Linked DNA regions of Homo sapiens: region 2 is linked to region 1. A link is an interaction called in ENCODE POLR2A ChIA-PET data of the cell type or tissue named here. Cell type or tissue: GM12878. All regions are shown on one strand. Each heading gives the region's core, and the rest is flanking DNA. Links, peaks and the distances in the headings are about the cores only.

Region 1 (9,267 bases), core at 4,120-9,119:
TGTATCTGGCCACTCACCAAGCAGCTTATTGCAGCTTCCTGGTAGCCTCAGATAGAATTAGTTCTGTGTTCCCAGTATTACTGGCCCTGGTCCTGTCTTCCCAACATGTAAGCATGTAGGTTTTGTTTTGGGATTTTTATTTTTTTATTTTTTTGAGACAGGGTCTCACTCTGTTACCCAGGCTGGAGTGCAGTGGCACAAACATGGCTCACTGTGGCCTCAACCTCCTGGGCTTACGTGATCCTCCTGCCTCAGCCTCCCATATAGCTGGGACCACAGGAGTGTGCCATCACACCTGGCTAATTTTATTTTTTTTTTGTAGAGACGGGATCTTGCTGTGTCGCCCAGGCTGGTCTAGAACTCCTTTCTTCAAGTGATCCTCCTGCCTTGGCCTCCCAAAGTGCTAGGATTACAGGCATGAGCCACCACGCCCAGCATGGGGGGATTTTTAATTATTTAAGGAACATTTTAATGATTTAGTTTTGTTTGTTTGTTTTTTTATTTTTATTTTTATTTTTTTAGAGACAGGGTCTTGGTCTGTGACACTGCCACCTAGGCTGGAATGCCTTGGGGCCATCATAGCTCACTGTAACCTTGAACTCCTGGGCTCAACCAGCCCTCCCATCACAGCCTCCCGAGTGTCTAGGACTATAGGCGAAGAGCCTACCACAAGGACTATGAGCCACCACACCTGGCTAACTTCTTAAGTTTTTGTAGAGAAGGGGTCGCATGATGTTGCCCAAGCTGGTCTCAAACTCCTGGCCTCCAGGGATCCTCCTGTCTCGGCCTCTCAAAGTGCTGGTATTACAGGCGTGAGCCACTGTGCTGGCCTTATCTGGTATTTTATGCAATTACATATTTATTGCTCATCCCAACGTTCAATCTGAGGTCGGTCATGGAACCTGTGGAAGAATGGAGAGGTTTGTCACCTCCTGCAGGCCCTGGGTTCACTGAGGTGGCAGTGCAGAGTTAAAGACACAGCAGGAAGCAAGCCGTTGCTAGGTTGCTCTCATCTATGAGAGCCCGTTAGGAGCAGGAACCCTGGACCAGTAGGGACTGAGGGCTCCCAGAGAGAGTGCTGAGGCTCAGAATGTGGAGGAGCTGACCAGTGCGTCTGTGATCAAGCTGCGGTCAGTGTGTGATGGGGCAAGATCAGGCCAGAGAATTGTGGTCCTCAGTGCAGCCACAGCTGGACTTGAGACCTTACCTCATCTGTAACACAAGGCCTGAGTGGATAACTTTACAAAGCCCCTCCAGTTAATACTTTCTGGAATAATGGCACCAATTCATTGTGCAACCTGGTCCTGCCCAACCCCATCCTGTCACCATTCTCGGGACCAGCTTCATAGGCTTTGCCTGGTCCTGGCGTATCAGCCCCCTTTCCCTTCCGGCTTAGCTTAGCTTTGCTTTGCTTGTTTTCTTGGCTCTTTCTTTTCTTTTCTCTTCTCTTCTTTTCTTTCTTTCCTTCCTTGTTCCTTTTTTTTTTTTTTTAAACTGAGTCTTGCTCTGTCGCCAGGCTGGAGTGCAGTGGCGGGATCTTGGCTCAGTGCAACCTCCACCTCCCGGGTTCAAGCGATTCTCCTGCCTCAGCCTCCTGGGTAGCTGGGACTACAGGCGCCCACCAGCACGCCTGGCTAATTTTTTGTATCTTTAGTAGAGGCGGGGTTTCACCATGTTGGCCAGGCTGGTCTTGAACTCCTGACCTCGTGATCCACCCACCTCAGCCTCCCAAAGTGCTGGGATTGCAGGCATGAGCCACCGCCCCGGGCCACCTTCCTTGTTCCTTTCTTTCTTCCTTTCTCCTCCCCTCCCCTCCCCTCTTTTTGACAGGGTCACTCTGTTGCCCAGGCTGGAGTGCAGTAGCATGATCATAGCTCACTGCAGCCTTGACCTCCTGGGCTTAAGTGATCCTCCTGTCTCAGCCTCCCGAGTAGCTGGGACTACAAACGCCCACCACCATGCCTGGCTAATGTTTTTTGTATTTTTTGTAGAGACAAGGTCTCGCCATGTTGCCCAGGCTAGTCCCAACCCTTGGGCTCAAGTGATCCTCCCACCTCGGCCTCCCAAAGTGCTGGGATTACAGGCTTTGGGAGAATACACTTCTGTTGTTTAAGACACCAAGTTTGTGATACTTTGTTGCCGCAGCGCTAAAAGCCAAGAGGCCACTGTGCCTCTTAAGGCCAATCCACAAGACTATTAATAGAGCTGTTTACACTTTTGTGTTCTGAGCGTGGAGCTATGGAGTTGTGGGTCCCGGCGACAGGCTTTCCTGAGAGATGTCAGCCCAGTTGCTGACTAGTCTGTGTGTTGTGCCTGTGTGTGTAGACCCACAACTCCAGCTCGTACCTTGTTTTCTGACCACAGTGGTCGAGGTGCTGTTGTGTCCTAAGAACTGTTACTAACTGGACAAGGCACTCAGACAGATAAACCAGCACAAAGCTCTGCAACTTCAGAGCCAGTGACAAATGCCAGAAGCCCGGGGGCTGGAGGGGTCCTGGGGCCCTCATGCTGCCGAGGGGAGGATGAGTGGGGCAGCCCTTTGCAGGGCTGGCCTGCCCCCACGGGTTGAGCGTAGAGCCTGCGTCCTGATCTGTCTCTGTATGGCCCAGTCTTATTCCCATTTACTGGGCATCTGTGTGGGGCTGGGCTCAGTGTTGAGTACTAGGGTGTGGAGGCAAGAGAGAGCCACGCCCTCAGGATCTACGAGCTGTGGACATGCTGCCCTCCTGTTTGTGGAGCTGTTTGTTTCTCCTACTGTCAGCATTTGACCAACGCAGGAAGGAGGCTCCGAAATCAGATTTTACCTGGGCACGGTGACCCCTGCTGAGGCAGGAGGAGGATTGCTTGAGGCCAGGAGTTCAAGACCAGCCTAGGCAACATAGCCACACCCTGTCTTTATCAAAAAAAAAAAAAACCAGAAGTCAGGTTTTGCTCAAAGTCCTTTATCCCTGAAGAGGGTCTCACTGTCACCCAGGCTAGAGTGCAGTGGCACCGTCACAGCACACTGCAGCCTTGACCTCGAGCCCATGGTCCCAGCTATTTGGGAGGTTGAGACGGGAGGAACACTTGGACCCAGGAGTTCAAGGCTTCGGTGAGCTGTGATTATACCACTGTATTGCAGCCTCGGTGTCAGGGCGAGACCCTGTCTCTAAAATAATAAAATAATAATAATAATAATAATAATAATAATAATAATCAGGGTTCTCGCAGTAATAGGGCTTAGTATTTTGTTCCATTGTGATGAGAACATTCTAGGTTCCCGGTCTCTGTCCCTTCTTACCTCAAGTACTAGACACAGAGGCTGGACCCTTCTCCCGCCACTTCTGGGGGAAGCTTGGGCTCCTCCGTGACTTTTCTGAAACTGTTTCTTCACTTGTGGGATGGACTAGTTGAGCCTGCTTCACCTCCTTCATGTAATGTACTGTTTATTTTGGAGGATTCTTTGAAAACGGAAAAGTACAAATTTAAGGCCAGATATTAAAAAATTGTCAGGTCAGATGTGGTGGCTCGTGCCTATAATCCCAGCACTTTGGGAGGCTGAGGCAGGCGGATCACTCAAGTCCAGGACCAGACTGGGCAAAGTGGTGAAACCTTGTCTCTGCAAAAAATACAGAAATTAGCCAGGTACGGTGGCATGCACTTGTAATCCAACTACTTAGGGTGCTGAGGCAAGAGGATCACTTGAGTCTGGGAGGTGGAGGCTACAGTGAACCATGGTGGCACCACTGTACTCCAGCCTGGGTGACAGGGCGAGACCCTATCTCAAAATAAAATTGTCATTTTAAGAACCTTTTTAAATTCTTTAAGAAGTAATTGGGGTTGGGTGTGTTAATTTCCTAGAGCTGCTGTAACAAAGTAACACAAACTGGGGGGCTTCAAGCAACAGAAATTTAATCTTTCACAGTTCTAGAGGCCAGAAGCCAGAAACCAAGGCATCGGCTCTCTCTCAAGGTTCTAGGGAAGGACCCTTCCTCGCCTCTTCAGCTTCCTGTGGGGGCCACCAATCCTTGGTGTTCCTTGGCCTTTATCCACAAGACAAGACGTCACTCCTATCTTTGTTGTCACGTGGTCGTCTTCTCTCTGTGTGTCTGTCCAGACTTCTGTCTGCTTACAAGGACACCAGTCCCGTCCTAATCCATTTTGTCCCCACCTTAACTAATTACATCTGCAAAGACCCTATCTCTAAGTAAGGTTTCATTCCCAGATACCGGGGAATGGGAGGTTTGGTTGTGGACATCTTTTTGGGGTTACCCACCACAGTGGAGTTTCTACCTATCCCATCAAAAAAGTGCTTGGAATTGCCACTTTGATAATTTGATGATAACTGGGTGTGGTGGCTTGAGCCTGTAGTCCCAGCTATTCAGGAGGCTGAGGTGGGAGGATTTGCTTGAGCCTAGGAGTTTAAGACCAGCTTGGGCTATATATAGCGAAACCCTCATCTCAAAAAAACATTTTGATGATATGAAATCTAAAATTATGAACTTGCTTGTGAAAATAGAATTTGGCAGGGCGTGGTGGCTCACACCTGTCATCCCAGCACTTTGGGAAGCCAAGGCGGGTGGATCTCTTGAGCCCAGGAGTTCAAGACCAGCCTGAGCATCACAGCAAAACCCTGTCTCTACAAAATACAAAAAAGTTAACCAGGCACGGTGGCACGTGCCTGTAGTCCCAGCTACTCAGGTTAGGATGGAGAATCGCTTGGGCCTGGGGAGGTCGAGGCTGCAGTGAGCCATGATTGTGCCACTGCACTCTAGCCTGGGTGACAGTGAGACCCTGCCTCAAAAAAAAAAAAAAAAAAATTGCTGGGCGCAGTGGCTCACGCCTATAATCCCAGTACTTTGGGAGGCCAAGGCTGGCGGATCATCTAAGGTCAGGAATTCGAGATTAGCCTGGCCAACATGGTGAAACCCCGTCTCTACTAAAAATATAAAAATTGGGCCAGGCGTGGTGGCTCACGCCTGTAATCCCAGCACTTTGGGAGGCTGAGGTGGGCGGATGCCGAGGTAGGCGGATCATGAGGTCAGGAGATCGAGACCATCCTGGCTAACATGGTGAAACCCCATCTCTACTAAAAATACAAAAAATTAGCTGGGCGTGGTGGCGTGTGCCTGTAGTCCCAGCTACTCGGAAGGCTGAGGCAGGAGAATGGTGTGAACCTCTGAGGCGGAGCTTGCAGTGAGCTGAGATCGCTCCACTGCACTCGAGCCTGAGCGACAGAGCGAGACTCCGTCTCAAAAAAAAAAAAAATTCTTTTAGCTGGGCTTGGTGGTGGGCTCTATAATCCCAGCTACTGAGGAGGCTGAGGTGGGAGAATCGCTTGAACCTGGGAGGTGGAGGTTGCAGCGAGCCAAGATTGTGCCATTGCACTCCAGCCTGGGCAACAGAGTGAAACTCTGTCTCAAAAAAAAAAAAAATTTGAGATGAAGTTTCAGAACAGAACATTGTAGGCTGAAAAACTCCAGAGTTAATAGTTCAAATGCCCAACTTCTGAGTGAGTAATTGTTAGTTCAAACGCCCAACTTCTGAGTGAGTATGTTTGTGTCTGGTGATGGGGCATCCACGCCAGGTCTTCTTTTGCTTTCTGAACATTTGCTCTTGACACTGCTTCTTTTAATTCAGTAAACTGTGCTTTTAAATCTTCCACTTAGGAAATTGAGAGGCTGACTGAGCGACTAGAAGAAAAAGAGAGGGAGATGCAGCAGCTGCTGAGCCAGCCCCAACACGAGCGAGAGAAGGAAGTCGTCCTGCTACGGAGGAGCATGGCAGAAGGGGAGCGCGCCCGGGCCGCCAGTGACGTCCTGTGCCGCTCCTTGGCCAACGAGACCCATCAGCTGCGGAGGACGCTGACCGCCACCGCCCACATGTGTCAGCATCTGGCCAAGTGTCTGGATGAACGACAGCATGCACAAAGGAATGTGGGGGAGAGAAGTCCTGACCAGGTAGGCCACAGTGTAAGCAGAGTGTGGGGAAGACCTCTGTGTGCTGGGAGCATCGCCTACAGGCCCCTGATCACAGAGGTGGGGGGGCGCCCCAGAACCCACTTCTGTTCTCAGTAACGAGAGTCAGCTGACGGGGCAAAGCTCACTCATCCAAGGGTTTCTTTTAAAATGATGGAACATGCAAAATGTAATAGGAAAGCAGGCAGCCACCTCACTGCCCAGCACCAGGCCTGTGGCCGACCCCGCTCCCAGGTGGGAGATGGCACTTGGCTTTCATCTGCCTCAGCTGAGGATGAGGAGGAGGAGCTGAGCCTGGCAGAGCTGCCTGGAGGAAGTGTAGTCACATCCTCCATCCGAGGAAACTGAAGCAGAGCCAGGTGGTACTGCTGGGGATGGGGAGTGCCTCCAGTTCCACACCCCAAACTCCTGGAAGGACCGTGAGTGCCCGCCTTCTTCAGGCTCAGTGTGTCTGAGTGCATGCAGGCACAGCTGGAACCGCCATCTCCAAAGCTGGCTTTAGGCATGTCCTTGCCAGCAGCACGGCCTCCCGCAAGCTTGGAGACCTGGCTCAGGGCCACAGCCTCCTCATCATCAAAGCAAGGGCCGGGGGCAGCGGCACCAAGTGACAGTGAGGGCCAAAGAAGGGTTCGCTGGACCTCCAGGATAGGCTGGATCTGGGCTGTAGCTCTCTGTGGGGTCTAGTGGGAGAGAGAAGGACCGTGGGAGTTTCAGCATCAGGAGAAACCAGGGGGCTCCTAGGCAGAAAAGTAGGGGAGCAGTGGCCCAAGGCATCTGTGTGCCAGGCACCTTCCATCTTGCTGGTGCTTGTGGTGGTCTGTGTGTGGCAGGCAGGGGAATGGAGGCACTCCGTGCACATCTCACCTAGGCTGAGACCCCATCTCACTCGCACTGCCGGGCACAGGGCCTCTCGCTCGGGTCCTTTCTAGGCAGTTCTCTGAGGCAGCACCAAGGTTCATGCAGAAACACACGCGCTGGGATGTTCTGTGGCAGACAGTACATCCCGCACCCATCAGCAGCTTCACCGAGGCGCCCACTGGGGAGAAGGTTGGTCTGAGAACTGCCCACCTCAGCTGGGTGGATTCCAGGCGGGGAACCTCAGAGAGGACACAGCTGCATTCAGAAACCAGAGGAAAAGTGCCGTCTGGGCGGAGGCAGGGTGTTCTGGTCTGATTTTGAGTCACTGTGTCATTTCCCTCTGGGGATTTGAAAGGAGCCACACACAGTGTTGAGCCTGAGGCGGGGGTGGGGCCAGTGGCAGGGTAGGCCCTCATCACAGTCTCTAAATAAGTGTCACTTCTCAGCCCTGAACTCAGCTGAGTCACCCGGGGCTTCCCGGTGTAGGCTGTGTTAGGACGTGCACTTCCTTTGTCATTTGAGGGGAATTCTCAAAAATTATGTCACTGAGATACAGTCAGAATTGTAGGGTACACACGAGTTTCAGGAGACTTTTCATTCAGCTCTGTAGTTGTTAGTGGGGGTTGGTTTGGGTTGTGGCTTCGGTGACTCCTGACCCTGCGTGGGGCAGAGGTTAGATTCCTGTGTCCAGAATCACCTGGTTGAACCCGATTGTCTGCAGACAGGACAGTGTCATGGGCTCCAAAGGAGGTAAGCAGGGTGCATGGCCAGGCCCACCCTGGGCAGCTGGGGGCCCCCTCACTGGAGATCCTCTGGTTTACAATGGGATTCAGCTTCCTGCCTTCCCTGCTGTCTGTGATAATGGCAAATCTCTGGCAATGAGAAGACTTTATCATGTCTGGTGTGCCAATCCCTGCAGACATTATGGCTTTAGAATATTTACATTCCAAATATTTAAAAGACAAACAGCTCAAACTGGTAGGTGGGACGGGATAAGGACAGTGTGAAAGGTGGTGTGGCCTGAAGACCTCCCATCCGGGCTCTGGCCTGGGCCAGGTGGGGTGGGCCTGGGCAGGGAGAAGGTGGTCCCTTGTCCCTGCTTTGCTTCTCTACCAAATGAATGATCACTACCCGCTGCACTGGGGGACGCAGTGATAATCTGTGGCCTCAGCCTCTGGGTCTAGCTTTCTCCCCTCTTGCTGTATGTGACAGAGTGTCTTCTCTCTGTCCCTTCCTCATGCAGTCGGAACACACAGATGGGCACACCTCTGTCCAGAGTGTTATTGAGAAGTTGCAGGAAGAAAATCGACTGTTAAAACAGAAGGTGACTCACGTGAGTGTCTTTCACATTTCGTTTGAGAAGAACACATGGCTTACAAACTGTAAGTGAGGGTTCTTTCCTTGGCTGATGCCCAGAGTCGCCCCCCGCCCTCTGGCCACTAGGACTTGATACACACAGTCCCTAGAGACTGGACTTTTTTGCTTAAAACGACGTACGGGACATGTCCTGTCCATCTCCATCCCCCTAAAATTAATCCACAAGTCAGTAAAGGAGATGCAAGAGTTAGCAGCAGGAGGTCCATTTTCTAAGACAGCAAAGCTGCACCGAGTCCACCTCCGTTCATGCTGCTTGCGTACGGGTGTCATCGTGCTGCCTCAGGATTCTCTAGCGGGCCTAGTGTCTGCTCTCTACAGAACAGGGAGGGGCAGCTTCCATTTAAGAGGAAACTCTCACTCAGCGAATCACTGCTAATACATAATTCACACTGGGTGCTGGCTTGAGCAGCTTTGTCAGCTGCCTTCACCGTGAGCTTTCCGGCTCCACCTCTTCAGGTTGAAGACCTCAATGCCAAGTGGCAGCGCTACAACGCCAGCAGGGACGAATACGTGAGGGGGCTCCATGCGCAGCTCAGGGGGCTGCAGATCCCCCACGAGCCCGAGCTGATGAGGAAGGAGATCTCCCGGCTCAACAGACAGTTGGAAGAGAAAATAAATGACTGTGCCGAAGTGAAGCAGGAGCTGGCGGCCTCCAGGACGGCCCGGGATGCTGCGTTGGAGCGGGTGCAGATGCTGGAACAGCAGGTGTCTGTCCCTCGGGCTCCGGACGGCACTGACCAGATGTCTGCTGGCCGGTGGTGGCCGAAATCATGGGACAGGCTGGGCTGAAGGCTTGGTGGCACTGAGTGGGCAGTGGTCACTGTGGGGGTGGGAGAAGCCTGGTGGGGCGCTTCCTCCTTCCTTGAGCAGAAATGTGTGTCTCGCCTCTCTTCAGATTCTCGCTTACAAGGATGACTTCATGTCAGAAAGGGCCGATCGGGAACGGGCTCAAAGTAGGATTCAAGAACTGGAGGAAAAGGTCGCCTCTTTGCTGCACCAGGTGTCCTGGAGACAGGTAGAGTATGAGGGCGTTTTTCTTCCTGCTTAGGTTTAGTGTTTTTGTTTCTCTTCTCAT
Region 2 (9,267 bases), core at 2,745-7,744, 65 kb before region 1:
TCTACCTTCTGTGCTCTTACGCCAGCCAGACCCTATGGCTCCAGTTACCTGAATCGAGCAAGCACCCACTTGCAGGCCTCAGCCCCTGCTGTTGCCACAGCCTAAAGTTGAAACTGAACTAACCCAGCCATCAAGAGTTGGCTCAAAAGAACATGGATCCTTCACAAACTTCCAGAAAATAGAAGAGGAGGGAACTCATTCTATGAGAGCAGCATTATCCCAATACCAAAACCAGACAAAGACATCACAATAAAACTACAAACCAATATCCCTTATGGGTATAGACATAAACATCCTCAACAAAATACTGGCCAACTGAATCCTGCAACATATAAAAGGGATTCTACACCAAGACCATGTGGGATTTATCCCAGGAATACAAGGATGGTTTAATATTCAAAACAATTAATGTAATACACCATATCAATAGAATAAAGGACAACCACATGATTTTGATAGACGAAGAACAAGTGTTTGACAAAATTCAACACTCCTCCATGATAAGAAGAGTCAACAAACCAGGAATAGAAGGGAAGTTCCTCAATCTGATAAAGGGTTCTATGAAAAACCCACAGCTAACATACCTAGTGGTAAAAGACTGAAAGTTTTTCCCCCAAGAACAGGAACAAGGAAAGGATGTCTGCTCTACTTCTATTCAGCATAGTACTGGAGATTCTCACCAGAGTAATTAGGCAATAAAAAGAAATAAAAGGTATCCAGAATGGAAAGAAAGAACAATTATTCACTGATTAGATTATTTTACATACAGAAAATCCCAAGGAATCCACTTAAAAATTATTAGAATAGCCATGCGCAGTGGCTCACGCCTGTAATCCCAGCACTTTGGGAGGCTGAGGCGGGCAGATCACCTGAGGTCAGGAGTTCGAGACCAGCGTGGCCAACATGGTGAAACCCCCATTTCTACTAAAAATACCAGGTGGCAGGCACCTGTAATCCCAGCTATTTGGGAGGCTGAGGCAGGAGAATCGCTTGAACCCGGGAGGTGGAGGTAGCAGTGAGCCGAGATTGCGCCATTGCACTCCAGCCTGGGGAACAAGAATGAGACTTCATCTCAAAAAAAAAAAATTATTAGAATAAATGAGCAGCAAGGTGGCAGGATATAAGATCAACATACAAAAATCAATTCTATTTCTATATACTAGCAACAATCCAAAAATGAAAGGAAGAGTTAGTTCAAGCGTTCCCTTTTCCAGGCAGTCTCCCATAACCTCTCTGGAGTCCTGTGTCCCTCCCTTGGGGCTAGCATAGCCTTCTCTGCCCCTAACACTGACCACACTAGTTGGTCATTGTCTCCCATCCTCACCAGCTCAGACCCAGCCCAGGGGGGACACCCAGGTAGCCCCAAAAGAAGGATGGAATGTTCACCCTGTGGGTGACAGGGACTGCAAGTTGCCTGGAAGGCACAGGAAGCTGAAACAGAGCCCCTACCCTGGGGCATCACACCCCACTGTGCCCCCGCCACCCAAAAGCTATAAGACCTGGCCTGTGTGTCAAAGTGGGAGGAGCCACTGTGAGGACAGATGGAACCCACCACCTCCTCCTGGCTCCACACCTGGACAAGGCTCAGCAGGAAGAGTTACAGGGACAGGTTACAGTCCTACATGGGTCCAGCTCAGTGGCCAGATAGGGGCAGGCCTGTGAGGGGCTCGTTCCTGCCTGGCTGCTGTCCCGCTGTGGGCAGGATGAAGGCTCTTAGGTGATCATCAGCTGACCCTGGGCAGGGGGACAGGTCATGACAAGGGCAGGTCATGTGGCACCCTCACCTCCCCTGGGAATTCCTCGCTTCAGGGACAGACGCTGACACCCACAGCCCCTCTCCAGAGGAGGGGCCATTCAAGGGGAAACCCACCCCTGCCACCTTACTATCCTCTGCCCCACCTGGCCCTGCCCTGTGCCAGGGGGTGATACCTGGCCAGGAGCCCAGTGCCAGGCCAGGCTGAGAGCAGAAAGGGGAAAGGTCGGCTGAGGCTGAGGGTGATGATGGGCCATGGAGGCCGTGGTGACCATGCTGCTCTTGGGGAAGTTCAGCCCAGCTCACAGAATCTGGCCCCACTTGTGCTCGGGAAAACCAGGGGGCATCCCCAAGGAGCACCCACACTCCTAGCTGGCCAGGCCTCCCTGGCTGTGCTTCTCAGTGCCCAGCCCCTCTTCCAGGGACCTGATGGTTAAATTCCATTCATTCATTCCAGGGGACTCCACAGGCCTACCTGCCAGCTCTCTGGGTGCTTCAGTCCCTTCCTCTGTAGAGGCAGACACCCTGGGGGGACCTGTCACCATGCTGCTGCGGTGTCGGCTGAGTTAACATGGGCAGGAGCTGTGAGGGAGAGTGCTGAAGATCTGGGTTCACATCCTTCCTGGGGCCCCTCCTTCCCCTGAGCCCCCACCTCCTCCAGTGTAAAGTGGGTATGGAGGAGTCCACTCTCAGAGTCCCCTGACACCTCTGCAGCTGCTCTCTGGGGCAGGGCTCTGGAGACACATGGGCCAGCGTTGGGCGGCCAAAGCTGGTGGTGGCTGCTGGGCTCCATGAGCCCTTCCAGAAAGTATGTGATCTTTGCATGTGTGCACACGTGGAGATTTGCATTTGAGCCTGTACACTTGTGCGTGTGTGCGTGTGTGTGTGTGTGTGCACATGCACATTAGGGAAGACGGGGCACCTGGGATACACTCTCCAGGTCTCTGTTTCTGTGCTCATCTCCCTACCTTCTCTCAAAGTTGCAATTGGTTCAGGTGACCCCAAGGCCTGAGGCTGCTGCGGTGGGGGGCAGAGCAGTCAGGTGAAAAGTGCTCAGTCCCACAGAGACACCCCATCGGGTTCCATTTAATGCAGGCTCTGTGGCTCCCACCACCCTGGGGCCCCATGAGCCCTGTGGCGTGTGTGGTCATGGCCTGTGCAGGCCCTCATGTGCGCTGTGTCTCTGCACACCCAGTTAATGTCACAGGTGGTGCACTCACACAGGACGTGCACATGAGCTGCACAGCTCGCATGCACACAGGCGTGAGCCCCTGCATAGGAGCAGGGTGGGGGCTCTGGGAGGCTGGGCTCCTGCAGGATCATCCTGGCTGTGGTAAGGGAGCCAGCACCTCATGTGACCACAGGGTCAAGGACTTACTGTTAGTGGTGATCAGGTTGGCCCCATTTGTGGGAGCCACAGGGCAAGTTGGGGCTGGGGATCCAGCCCAAAGGGAGAAGATACCAGGTCACCCTGTGCACTTTATTCACACGCTCATATATGCGCATCCTGTCACACTCATGCATGTACAGTTAACACTCACACCATCCACACTAACACATATATACACACTCATTCTCCCGCATGCCCACTCGCTCTCATGTTCTCATACACACTCATGCACTCATGTCTACTCATACGTGCACACTCACACCCATATGTATACTGATATACACATTCATCACACTCACTCATGCATATGCAAGCACTCATTCACACACACACAGCCTCCAACGACCAACAAGACCTGTCAAGTGCGGTCTTCTGTGTCTCCGTGTCCTGAAGCCTGAGCACAGAATCATCACCACCACTCCCAGCCCTGCCAGGGCCCAGTGCCAAGCTGTACCTCACAGCTCACTAAATCGACCAGGGTCCACCTGAGCTCAATACTTTACTTCTATTTTACAGACTTGGGTATAGAGGCTGGGAGAGGATCAGGCCTTGTGCCGAGCGCACTGGGCACTCCCTGTGGGCCAAGCTCTGTGCTTCTCAGTGATCGCCCCATCATCCAACACCTTGAGCTTCAAACCAGAGTCCTCCCCAAGTCACTGACGAAGAAACTTGGCCAAAGTCACACAGCCAGTAAATGGTGGCTCACGCACCACCCCCGGCCCAGCACAGCCACGGCCCAGCTTGGCGCACAGTGGGTGGCCGGTGGTGGGCGTGGGATGTGCAGATGGGGCGGCTTCCACCTTGGAGCCCTGGCTGCCCTGCCTCCCCACAGCTGTCTGCTCTTCCTTTTCGGTTTCCCTTGTTTCCTTCCTGTTCCCAGAATCTTTCTCTGTTAACATAATCAAAACCAAAATTCTCCCGTAAAGGCCCAGTAACCAGCTATGCCAGAGAAGCACTGCTGGCCAGGGGCAGGGTGGCCCAGCCTGGGCTCTGCGAGCACAGCCCCAGCCCGGCAGTCCCTGAGGTCCCTGCGGGTCCTCCACATTGCAGGTTTCAGAGCATGGCACTCCCCAGGTGGGCAGCAGGGACCTTGTACAGCTCTCTCCGTTACCCCCCCACAACAGAAACACACACTCACATACACAACGTGTGTACTTAGGACCCAAACACCAAGGCCACCCTGCAGGCTGTATCATGAGAAGTTCCCGGACCTGGGCCCCACCCCAGCAGGCTGGCCCCCGCCTCCCTGTCGGCCGCATGTGATGGGGGGGTGGGGGGGGTTCTAAGTATCACATTCCCTCTCTGGCCTCCCCCTGTGCCTGCCAGCTCGGGGGCCTCTCAAGGCAGACAGAGGCCACTCTCCTCAGAGCCTGTTGCCTTTTGCAGGCTCAGGGCCACCTCCTGTGGGCTCCCACGGCCAGCCCCGAGGAAGGCTGTGGCTCCCACGTGGGGCCCCCTTACTGGTTCTTCAGGTGCTAGACCAGTGCCGCCTCCCGAGCCCCAGTCCTGGGGCCGCCCCACTGACCTGATGGTGCTGACCCAACACATGGCCCTCCGTCCTCGTGACCTGCTCGGGGCCGGTGTCCTGGGGCCCAGGGAGGCCATGCGGCTCAGGGGCCACCAGCCCAGGCAGCCTACATCTCCCAGACATGTGAGGCCTGACGCGCCTGGCTGCCCCACAGCTGTGCCCACAGCTCACTCCTGCTGCTTCTGAGGCCTGTGGCCGCCGGTGCTTCCTCCCCACCCGGGACTTCCTGTTCCCTGCTCCCTGGGCAGCACCAAGTAGCCGGCACTTCCTGCCTTCTACCCTGTGAGGTCCTGAAAGCTGCCTGGGGCCCAGGGCTGCCCCTCATCCACCATCCGGGTTTTAACTCCTACCTTCCACTGCTCCTGCCCTCCCATCCTGTGGTCAGAGGCCAGGGCTCTCTGGCTCCAGCGCAAGGTCAGCTGCATCCCTGGGAGGAAGCTCCCTGCTGCCTCCCCGCAGGGCCACCTCTGAATACTCGGCTTCTCCCTAGCAAACCATGAAACAACCTGCACCCTGGGTGTCAGGCCCAGCACAGAGCAGCATTTACAACACACACAGGGATGGTGTCACCTTACCAGCATGCTCTTCCTGCCAGGGCAGCTGCTGCCACCCTGCTCTGCCATCTGAGGCCACACAGAGGGCTGTTATGTCTTGCACCCGGTTCTATGAATTTCAAGGTGGCCATCTCTGTGCCCTTTGACACCAAGGGACTGAGGGACTAGGCCTGGGCTCTGGCATTCCTCGATTCCTACTCTATCCCCAGCCTTTTCACGTCCCCGCAACCACACCAGCTCTGCTAACATCTGGTTTGCTAGAAAGTACATTATGGCTGAGTGGCAAAGCACGCTCCCGTACTCACCGGCCCCTGCCCCAAGGCCCGCTCAGAATTCGGCCCCTCCCAGGGCTGCTCTGCCCCCACCAAGCCCAGTGCCCTGCCCAGGCCCAGAGCCCGGAAGCAGGGAATGGGGATTCTAGCCACTGGCTGCTGAGCGCCCTCCCTCTCCTCCCAGAACTTGCCCAGGGAGGACAGGACCCCTGGGCAGAGGCAGCTGGAGAAAGGGGCTTTCTGGGGCCTGGGGCCACCCTCACAGCAGGATTTGAGGGTGACAGAGGCCACAGAGCACAGGCCACAAAGCTGCAGGGGTCTCATCTTGCCCGCCAGGCTTCCTAGGGCACGGCCCCCCGAAATCAGCCTCCCAACAAACCCTGGACCCCAGCCCCGTAACCGGCTGTGCAGGTCCCAAGCTGTCCCATAGCCTAGGTGTCGGGTCACTCAAAAAAGGCAGCTCCCAGGCTAAGGAGCTCCGTCTCCCCAGCTGTGTCTGCAGCCCCAGCCCTGCTGCCAAGGTCCCCCTCGGGGCCCGTTTGGGCTGCAGACACCCCACTGTCTCCTAGAGGGTGAGGAGCTTGGGCTTTTAGGTCTGGGGCCTCCTTAGCATGGGCACAGACACCCTGGCGTCCCCAGCCTGTGCCAGCCTCAGTCCCCTCAGGTGGCCAAGGGCAGACCACACCTTCAGCAGAAGGCTGGCCACAGCAGGCAGACAGACAGAGGGCAGCGAGGAGGGCACGGACAGAGTGGGGCCTCTTCCCATTCTCTTTCCTCCTTGCAGGAGGGTTGAGATCAAACAGCAGGTGAGGAACCCCTGGGCCACTGCCCAGCCTGGACGATGAGGCAGGCAGTTCTGACAGTTGGGGCTGCAGGGTCCAGAGGAGGGACCAGGCCCTGTGGGTTCTGGACTGGGGAACGCCTCCCAGAGGAGGGGCCCAGCTTTGATAGAGGAGGAAGTTTGCTGGAAGGAGCTGGGGTGAGGGAGCCACGGGAGGAAGGGGCTTGGGGTGAGCACACCCCAGGGTTGGGAGGAATCCACAGGCAATGAGGTGGCCAACGCACAGCTTCAGGGATGACAACCCATGAAGATAAGAACCCAGAGGCAGCCGGCGCTCTCAGGAACACGCCACCCCTTACTGGGCAGGCAAATGCAAGAGCGGACAAGGCCTGAGCTGGAAGCAGGAGCCAGGCTCGCCCCTGCCCTTGCTCCGCCAAAAGCCCCACACTCATAGACTCGGCAGAGGCAGAAGCAAGCAGAAGACCCACCTGACCCTGGCCCAGGCCCATTCCCCCCACAGCCCTGGTCCAATGCTGTGATGCTACAGGGGGAGTCCAGCCCAGAGGAGAGGAGCAGGCCAGGTGAGGGGACCCTGGGGGTGGGGGACAAATCCACACCAGCCCCTTCCCCAACCCTATCTTCCCAGAGGGAAGCTGGAGCTGGGAGTCCTGGGCTGCTGGGTGACCTCTGCAGACCCCTCCTCTCTGGGCCTTAGCTTCTCCAATTGCTCTCTCAATTCCTCTTCATCCCTGCGGCATATGACACTGCCGTTCATATTCCTAAACACAGGCCATTCTCCCCTCCTCAGCCATGGCCACTCCTTGACATTTACCCTGTGCCGGTAACCATGGAGATGACCCCACGCCTGCATCCAAGCAGGGGGTGTGTGCAGCGGGGCATGGCCGGGGCCGCCTCAATGGGCAGCCCTGGTGTCCCTCTCCATCCTTCCCAAGTTGCAGCTGCTCCCCTGCCCCTGAGCTGGTGCCTCAAACTGCCAGGCTTGGGGACTTCCCACCATGCCAGACACAGGGCACTTACCAGGATGAGTGGGAGCCAGCCAGCAGGGCAGGCAGAGGGCCAAGGGTCAGCCTGAAAAAGAAGAGGGAGGGAGCTTTCACTGGGTTCTGGGAGCCTTCAGCCCGCTCAGGAGTAAGGCAAACACCCAGCACAGTGGGTGGTGTCTGCAGCCACCACGGAGCTGACCCTGCCCTGGCACCTCCTGCCTCACGGCACCTGCCTCATCTCAAGGCTCACAGCCCAAGAGGACAGTCCTGTTGCCATCTGCATCTCTGGGGTTCAGAGAGGAAGCTAGGGATCAGTGGCATGGGGACTGGCACCCAGGGACCCTGTACCCAGCCTGGTACCTGCTTGCCACCTTCAGGAGAGGCTCAGGTGCTGAACATGCCAAGGAGGGTCTGCAGAGCTCAGGGAGGGCACTGAGTCCAGGGGAGAGAGGGAGGGCATTGAGCCTGTGGGAAGGTGGACACTGAGCCCAGAGGAGGGAGGGAGGGCACTGAACCTGGGGGAAGGTGGGTAATGAGCCCAGGGAGGGAGGGAGGGCACTAACCCTGGGAGAAGGTGGGCACTGAGCCCTAGGAGAGTGGGTGGGCACAGAGCCTGGGGGAAGGCGGGCACTGAGCCCTAGGAGGGTGGGTGGGCACAGAGCCTGGGGGAAGGTGGGCACTGAGCCCTAGGAGGGTGGGTGGGCACAGAGCCTGGGGGAAGGCGGGCACTGAGCCCTAGGAGGGTGGGTGGGCACAGAGCCTGGGGGAAGGCGGGCACTGAGCCCTAGGAGGGTGGGTGGGCACAGAGCCTGGGGGAAGGCGGGCACTGAGCCCTAGGAGGGTGGGTGGGCACAGAGCCTGGGGGAAGGCGGGCACTGAGCCCTAGGAGGGTGGGTGGGCACAGAGCCTGGGGGAAGGTGGGCACTGAGCCCTAGGAGGGTGGGTGGGCACAGAGCCTGGGGGAAGGTGGGCACTGAGCCCTAGGAGGGTGGGTGGGCACAGAGCCTGGGGGAAGGTGGGCACTGAGCCCTAGGAGGGTGGGTGGGCACAGAGCCTGGGGGAAGGTGGGCACTGAGCCCTAGGAGGGTGGGTGGGCACAGAGCCTGGGGGAAGGCGGGCACCCCCAGGGAAAATCTCAAGCTCTCAAAATAAGATGTTTTGCATGAGCCCCTCCCATGGGGCCTGGGTCCGCTCCACAGCCATCCCTGGGACCCTCCCAGGCTCTCCCCAGCCAGAAGCCCCTTCCCTCTATGCCCCATTCTGATTGCTGTCCCATGATGCAGGACTGGGAGGATTCCCGGGAACTCGGACTGGGCACTACCCAACTGGGATAGAGGGAGAGGGAACCCTAGAAAGAAGGACCCTGCCTGGGGCCACATGTTGTAGTGGGCTGAAAGGTGGCCCCCAAAAGCTTTGTCCACATCCTAATCCCCAGAACCTGTGAACACGACCTTATTTGGAAAAAGGGTCTTCGATGTAACTAAGTTAAGCAGCACATCCTGGATTGACCAAGTGGGCCCTAAATCCAAGGCAACTGTCCTGTAAGAGATGGAGTAGGAGAAGATGCCTGGAAAGGACCATGTAAGGATGGAAAAGAGGCTGGAGGGATGTGGCCACACACCAAGGGCACCGAGGATCGCCGGCCACCAGCAGAAGCTGGGAGGGGAGGAAGGGGCTTCCCCAGAGCCACCGGGGCAACACAGCCCTGTAGACCCCTCAGCTTTGGACTTCTGGCCTCCAGAATCATGAGAGTAAATTTCTGTTGTTTTCAGGCCCCTCGTGTGTGGAACTTTCTTAGGGCAGCCCCAGGAAATGAATCCACACGGGGACTCACCTGAGTCCTTCCCCAGGATGAACTGCAGGCTCCACTTAGTCTGATCCCGAGTGTGGGCGTGCCTGTCAGGGAGAGACAGGCTCCACAAGGCTGTGACCAACCTGGGCGGGCACTGCTGAGCTTGCCTCCGCAGGTGCCCACAGCCTCCTGA

Evidence for each region. Peaks named below come from ENCODE experiments on the same cell type or tissue, not always from the same donor. Only the 100,000 strongest peaks of a DNase experiment are listed, where the experiment ranks them.
Region 2: POLR2A ChIA-PET joins it to region 1 with 7 read pairs; 10 of 35 experiments call an interaction of 5 or more read pairs at or near these places.

What each region holds. Positions count from the first base shown.
Region 1 is chr4:2,744,327-2,753,593 of GRCh38, reverse strand. It overlaps TNIP2 (TNFAIP3 interacting protein 2), which reads left to right. Exons shown (of 6, transcript NM_024309.4): 2 at 5,649-5,939; 3 at 8,059-8,148; 4 at 8,649-8,897; 5 at 9,088-9,207. Among named protein-coding and RNA genes, the nearest start is that of TNIP2, 7.4 kb to the left of the region's middle. RefSeq lists enhancers at 5,757-5,806, 7,217-7,656, 8,252-8,752. In GM12878, for the core only: no CTCF peak of the experiment used is centred there; a DNase peak (open chromatin) is centred at 7,243; H3K4me3 peaks cover 2,939 bases; H3K27ac peaks cover 3,765 bases.
Region 2 is chr4:2,807,879-2,817,145 of GRCh38, reverse strand. The region is part of intron 1 of SH3BP2 (SH3 domain binding protein 2); the gene reads right to left. Among named protein-coding and RNA genes, the nearest start is that of SH3BP2, 19 kb to the right of the region's middle. RefSeq lists a silencer at 2,952-3,001 and enhancers at 3,712-3,811, 4,762-5,001, 4,186-5,270. In GM12878, for the core only: no CTCF peak of the experiment used is centred there; DNase peaks (open chromatin) are centred at 3,398 and 4,945; H3K4me3 peaks cover 2,886 bases; H3K27ac peaks cover 2,374 bases.